2 separate regions of the Homo sapiens genome follow, and region 1 is linked to region 2. Evidence: chromatin contacts called from ENCODE Hi-C data. All regions are on one chromosome and are shown on one strand. Each heading gives the region's core, a stretch centred on a gene start or an enhancer-like site at or near the end of the contact. The rest is flanking DNA. Distances are from core to core; before and after follow the strand shown.

Evidence for each region. A loop is a pair of places that touch in the nucleus more often than their neighbours do. Pooled maps may share reads with other maps.
Region 1: a loop to region 2 is called in a map of CD4-positive, alpha-beta T cell, with 2.5 times the contacts of the local background. The contact joins the promoter of GIGYF2 here to the enhancer-like site in region 2. A Hi-C loop is called at or near these places in 3 of 168 maps with a recorded cell type or tissue (CD4-positive, alpha-beta T cell and naive thymus-derived CD4-positive, alpha-beta T cell), 2 of 37 single-sample maps with no recorded cell type and 9 of 50 pooled maps.

What each region holds. Positions count from the first base shown.
Region 1 is chr2:232,695,957-232,699,303 of GRCh38, reverse strand. GIGYF2 (GRB10 interacting GYF protein 2) reads right to left here and starts at 1,973. Exons shown (of 29, transcript NM_001103146.3): 1 at 1,912-1,973. RefSeq lists enhancers at 775-1,469, 1,470-2,166 and silencers at 1,671-2,000, 2,031-2,120.
Region 2 is chr2:233,079,382-233,082,650 of GRCh38, reverse strand. It overlaps INPP5D (inositol polyphosphate-5-phosphatase D), which reads right to left. Exons shown (of 27, transcript NM_001017915.3): 2 at 3,253-3,269. Among named protein-coding and RNA genes, the nearest start is that of INPP5D, 21 kb to the right of the region's middle. RefSeq lists enhancers at 198-347, 858-947. Within about 2 kb of position 1,275, at least 12 of the 41 ENCODE cell types and tissues checked have a DNase peak (open chromatin) inside an H3K27ac peak, as active enhancers do; they include CD4-positive, alpha-beta T cell, where a contact is called at or near this core.

The DNA.
Region 1 (3,347 bases), core at 724-3,223, 380 kb after region 2:
CCATGCTTTTCCCAGTCTACTCCTGAATCGCTCCTAAGCTTTTGTCTCCGGGTCTTTGCTCTTGCTGCTCCCTAGCCTAGAGCACTTTTACCCCAGTATAGCTAAAGAAACAGCACCTTCACCTCTGTTGGGTTTTTCCTCCAGTGTTAGCTTCTCCATGAGGCCTTCTCAGGGCACTTAAAATTAACCCCTCCCCAAACCCCTATTATTCTATCTCCCTGACTCATTTTTTTCTTTCACATCGCTTACCACTACATCAAGTATTTTACCTATTTATCTGTCTAGAAATGAATTCCATACAGACAGGAATTGTTTGGTCTGTTTTGCTCCCAGTACTTAACAGTGTAGTAAGTGCTCAACAGGGTATCTGTCAAATAAATGAATGTATGAATGAATAAACAAATGAATGGAAGCACATGGTTCCTTCTCCCTCCCAAACCTCAAGAGTCTCAAATGCTGTCAGGTACCAAAAAGTCATGAAGCCCTCTCCTTTCTGGTGAAGCACTACCATCACCAGTGTATTCCTTGATGTTAAATTTCGAAAGAAACATCATGTGACATTTTTCCAGTTACGTGCCACTTTTAAATACTTTTCTAGTGTCCTCTTCTGTTGTCAACATCTGATGTAAAAGCCAAGTACATATTCCAGTTTGAGCACATCAGAAACTGCTACACCAACTAGTAAAACACGTAAAACCATCAATGAATAAGAGAAAGTATTTGTGTTCTAGGCAAAATGGACAAAATAAGGCCAAAGCTACAAATATTAGAAGGAGCAAAATTAATGTACAGAAAGAATGACAGAATTTTTTTTTCTAATCTAGGAAGTCATTTGATTCTAAAAAGGACATACTATATAAAGAAAGAATACCTTCCCCAGGCACAACATTGGGAATCAAAACTGCCTTAATTCAATGTATGTAGCTCTAGAAAGGAAGCTGTTCACAGCTTCTAGCCCCATACTCAATTTCTTGCAAGTTAAACTGGAATACTTACCTTTCTTACAGAGAGACTACGTGTGTTTAAGTGCTTTGACTTGCAGGAAAACGAAAACAACAAAATAAAAAACACAGTACTAAATAATTAACTGCAAAACAACGTTATTGCTTCCCAAACACGGTCATACGCTCCGCTTCTTTCATGCCCCCATTCCCTGTTCGCTTGATTTATGTTTCAGTCGCAAAACAAGTATTCAGAGTGCTTTTGGAAACTGACACTTAAGGATAATGCCCATTTCAACCTGATGTGAACATTTGGGTCCCCAAGGCTGCCATGGGCTCTAGTTTCCCAGCCTCGGTCCCAAGGTTCCGATCATGGTGGCTGCACCTCGCCTCAGGCCTGGTCCAGACCCAGTACTCTCGCCACGGAAGGAGTCTCCTCCGTCCAGATGCTCTGTGGGGAAGGCAGGAGCGCACCTCCCAGGGACCAGGTGTGGACAGGAGAGCCGGCAGGAGCAGCTGTCTGGCCGCAGCAGCTGTTACCGGGCCACCCCGAGACTGGGCGGGTGTCTGGCGCGGAGAAGCAAGCAGAGGAAGGCGAGCCCTCCAGCTCCGAGCAAGCCGGCCTGACACTGCCCACCCCACAACCCTCCTGCCTTGTTCGGCTCCCCTCGCAATGCCAAGAGGCCCTGGCCTAGGGGCTTCTCGGCTCCTCGCGGCCGTGACGCGCCAGGGCCCTCAGCGCCCCTCGCCCAGGAGGAGGCTCCCTCCGGCCCTGCACCTGACCTGTCCCGTCGCCTGACGGCCCAAGCCGGCCGGAGCGGCCTGTGGGTGTCCATGCGGCCGGGCCAGCTCGGGCAGGAGGAGCAGGGGCGCGAACGCGGACCGGAGACACAGGCGGCCCGGGACGCGGCGGCGGGGCCGGGGCGCGGAGCAGAGCCGGGCAGGGGAGCGACACGGAACGGCTGGTTACCTGCGGTCCGGGACAGGGAGTCTCAGAACCCCAGTCAGTCCTCAGCCTCAACAACACAAGATGGCCGACACGTCGCCACGCACGTCACGTGACCGCGCTCCCGCTCCGCCACGCCCCCTGCTCCGCCCCCGCCCCTTCCCGCTTCCCTCCCCACTCTCCAGTCTCCCACGACATCCTTCCTTTCCGCCACCACCCGCCCCTCTGCCCAGACACGCCCCTGCCCGAGACCCGGATGAAAGGTTGGAAGAGGGCGGGGCCGTGGCAGTGCGCAGGCTCCCGCTGACCCCTTGGCAGCAGCCGGGTACCTGCCCTTGAGTTGAGTGGTGTTGGTGTCCAGGGTTGGGCCCGGACCAGGCACCGTGTGACTCACTGTCCTGTACGCCCAGAGCTCTTTTGCAGTTCAAAAGCCTCTGCATCACTTGCGGGCTGGTTTTCCAAATTAGAACTTTTCCACAGCTTTTAGTCCGGCATTTTTCTTCGCAGTTGCCATCCTAGAGCGAATGGGAAAGCCGCAAAAGCTGAAATTCAAAGCAGTTTCTCTACTTGTTAACAGTTCTGGTAGAACTGGGAATTCATTTCAGAGTGTTGTACTGGGACAGCTGGAAAGGACTTGAGAGCTCTGATTCCTTCCTAGGACATCTGGGGCTATAACCCTTTTACCTAGAGATGAACTATTTTGGAATTGACAGATAAAATACAAGACACCCAGCAATATTTGGGGCACACACTGAAAAATTGTTCGTTGTTTTTCTGAAATTCAAATTTAATTGGGCGTCCTGTGTTTGCTAAATCTAGCAACTCTATCCTTAGGCATCCCATTCTTGCCTGTGTCTCCAACTTCTTCCTTCCTACAGGATCCTTCCTGTCAGCTTTAAAGATTACTTGTGTCTCCCATCTTAAAATGGAATGTTAAAAACTCCAATTCTCATGCCGGGCGCAGTGGCTCACACCTGTAATCTCAGCACTTTGGGAGGCGGAGGTGGGCGGATCACGAGGTCAGGAGATCGAGACCAGACCATCCTGGCTAACACGGTGAAATCCCGTCTCTACTAAAAATACAAAAAAAAATGTAGCCGGGCGTGGTGGCACGCACCTGCAGTCGCAGCTAGTCGGGAGGCTGAGGCAGGAGAATCGCTTGAACTGGGGAGGCAGACGTTGCAGTGAGCCGATATCGCGCCACTGCACTCCAGCCTGGCGACAGAGCAAGACTCCGTCTAAAACAAAAACAAAAACCTCCAATTCTCGGCCGGGCAGTGGCTCACGCCTGTAATCCCAGCACTTTGGGAGGCCGAGGCGGCGGATCACCTGAGGTTGGGAGTTTGAGACCAGCCTGACCAACATGGAGAAACCCCGTCTCTACTAAAAATACAAAATTAGCCGAGCGTGGTGGCGCATGCCTGTAATCCCAGCTACTTGGGTAGCTGAGGCAGGAGAAT
Region 2 (3,269 bases), core at 26-2,525:
GACACGTGGGCCAACTCCATGAAGTTGGTCTGCAAAGAACAAAGATGAGATCTTTGGTGTTGACAAGAGAACAGAAGTCCCCAGGAAAAGAGCTAAAGTTACTAAACTAAGAAACAATGAAAGCCTTTCGGTGCTTCACTTGGCAAAATTTCAGGCCAGATTCTTATTTTGGGGAGCCTCGTATTCTGGTGGCACTGAACAGGCTCAGGTGTCAGGAATGAGTTATTTAGAAACTGTGGCTAAGCTCAGAAAAGACTGTGAGGTTTTGCCTCAACATGAAAAGAGGAACTTGAGTTAAAATAGGCAGAGATCAATAACTGCTAAAGCTTCCCCGAAGGGCTCTGAGTCTGCTTAATTGGGCATGAGTGTGCACTTGGTCCTCAGTGGACGTCTGCTGTCATTTACTCTTGGAGGTAGATTTTCGAAGGTGAGTCCACCTGGGAGAATCCTATGAGAATTCCCCTTTAATTCACCTTGAAGGAAAACCTCTTCAGACCACCTAGGTCCACAGCTCCCTGTACCATGTCAGCTACTGCGGAGGTCACAGATCTAGTGCCGGGGTCAGGAGCAGAGAAGTCCAGCAGAGCCGCCCATCTTCTCTGAAAGCTGCCCGCCCACTGTCCTGGCTAAGCGGAGACCTTAAGGAGGCACGCTGCCCCCACGACTCTGTCCCCATCTCTGAGAGGCAGAGGGGGGTACCTGCTCCAAGACAGCCGATTCATACACAGACTGGCAGCCCCTGAGTGGCTCATGCGGAGAAAGCCGTGGAGGCTGAGCCATCAGACTCCTTCTTAGGACTGGGGACTGAGAAGGGAGGCTGCTGGCTGGGAAGAGCGGCCCCACAGAGAAGAGCTGATCCATGGGAGAAGCTGCGTGCAGACCCCATGCTCTTCTGGTTCCAAGGCCCTAGGGCGGCCTTCTCCTTCCTGGCTCTGCACATCTCCACAAAGGCTGCCCACCCCTTACCCCTTACAGAGTCAGCCAAGGCGAGTTTCTGTTCCCTGCACCACCACCACCCCCTGCCCAGTAGCCTGATGAGGCCCCGGATTTCATCAGCAGTTCCCAGGGTCACAAGATGTCACAGTAGCAAGAGTATGATGGTGACAGAGAGGGGCAAACCGGAGACGCAGTCTACACATTTACAGGCGGCGGGTGCCGACTCTACTAGAAGCCACAGAGTCATGTCTTTTCCAGTCATACTTAAAGTTTTCTTCACTTTGAAGGAAGAGAAGAAACCACAAAGGGAAAAAAGATCAAAAGCATCGACCAACTTTTAACTTAAGAGAGTTTGCCGACTCCTCTCAGCAAACCACCTATCACAGATGCCAACTCTGCCAGAAAAGCTCATGCCCTCCTAGACTTGAAAAAAATGGTAGAGGTCATTGAGGCCAACTGCCTGCCCCAGACAGGGCTCCCCTCCGCTGCTCACATCCCACACATGGTGAAGAGCCCCTGTCAGAGACAGACATTCCCATGGCAAATAGCTGCCAAGCGCTGGAAAGGACCTTCTCGTACTAGGTGTGCCAACATCTGCTCCTGGTGACTGCTAAGAACCAGGCCAAACCTGCGGGCGCCCTAGGCCAGTGGAAAGCCTTCAGCAGATGTGCCTTAGAGGCTGCAGTGGACTCAGGGGCAGGAGGATGAGGCAGCCGGCAGCAATGCCAGCCTAACTACGCAGGGAGTGGTTCTGCTTGAGCCTAAACTCGCATCTCCTAAGGAGGCCTCGCAGCAAATGCCCCTGGACCGGGCTGCATCACACATGCCCCTTGGGCCTCTCTCAATCACATCGCTCCTCGAAGCAATTCCTTCCATCCTCATAAGCTGTCTTCCTGAGGGGCGTTCTGCTCACCACGCTCTCCCTCTTGACAACTTCTGGAGGATTTTTGCCTCCAGGGACTTGCCTGTGGTCTCCCCACACCTTGAGTCCAGCTCCCTGTCTACTACTGCATCCTAGTTAGCACAAAATGAATCATTCCCTTCAAGCTTTGAAACTGAAGAGTGTACCCTGCCTCTCCCCTCCCACTTCCACTTTCTTTTCAAACAAACTCCTCCAACGCCGTCATTGCTCTTCCATGACATGATATCCAAACCTTTGTCGACCCCGGCTACTCTGCTTGGGACGTGGATGCACTGCTGTGCCTCTTACTCTAGTCCCTGAGAACTGAGCATCTCTCTCTCTCTCTCTCTGTCACGTGCACACACACACACACACACACACACCCGGGATGTGGAAACTTTGTCTCCTTCCTTCTTGCCACCTCCATGTGCTCTTCATGTAGCCAGATAACAATAGCTTTCCTGGCTTCCACACACTCAGTTGTCACATTTTGTGGCGAAACAAAGGCTTTAGTAAACCGTGCTTAGGGTGGCCTTCCCGGGCTTGGACGGGTGCAGCTGATTTTTGTTTTTAAATTTAACTGCAGCCTGGCGGGGTGGCTCATGCCTATAATCCCAGAACTTTGGGAGGCCGAGGTGGGCAGATCATTCGCTGTCAGGAGTTTAAGACCAGCCTGGCCAACATGGAGAAACCCCATCTGTACCAAAAATACAAAAATCAGCCGGGCATGGTGGCGGGCACCTATAATCCCAGCTACTAGGGAGACTGAGGCAGGGGAATCACTTGAACCTGGGAGGTGGAGGTTGCAGGGAGCCGACATGGCGCCACTGCACTCCAGCCTGGGTGACAAGAGTGAAACTCTGTCTCAAAAATAAAAAATATTAAAAAATGAACTGCAAGTTTTGCACATTTTGACTTTGCTTGGTGAAATCAGATGCAGTGAGCACCAGCCTCGGACAGAACAGAGTTCTACAAATGGAAAGGCACTGTTTTGTGCTAGTCTCGCAGCCCCTCAGAAAACACGGTCTGTTCTCCTGTAAGTTCACCTCCCTTCTCTCCCTCCTGAGCCACTTCCTCTCTCTCCTTTGAGAGACTGAAGACAACAGTCGGCCAAGCCACAGCCCCTCCTTTCCCTTCATCTCTGGACAGTCTGCTTCACCTTCGTTTCCTCTTCACACCTATGGACCACAAATAGCCTGTGGCATGCAACTCCGTCATGTCACAGAGCAGGGTCACTTGGAGGGCCCCAGTTTACCAGCTAAGCCACCCCATGGACACCTGGGAGGAAGCCAGGCTCAGCCAGGCCTTCACGTCCGGCTACCTGCGCGTGCACTTCCTTCCTCATCGTTTACACCCTTTCTCTGCCAGTATCGGCTGAAGTCAGGTTCAGATTTCTAGGTTTATAAAGGACTCACCTGAACAGTGAATTTAT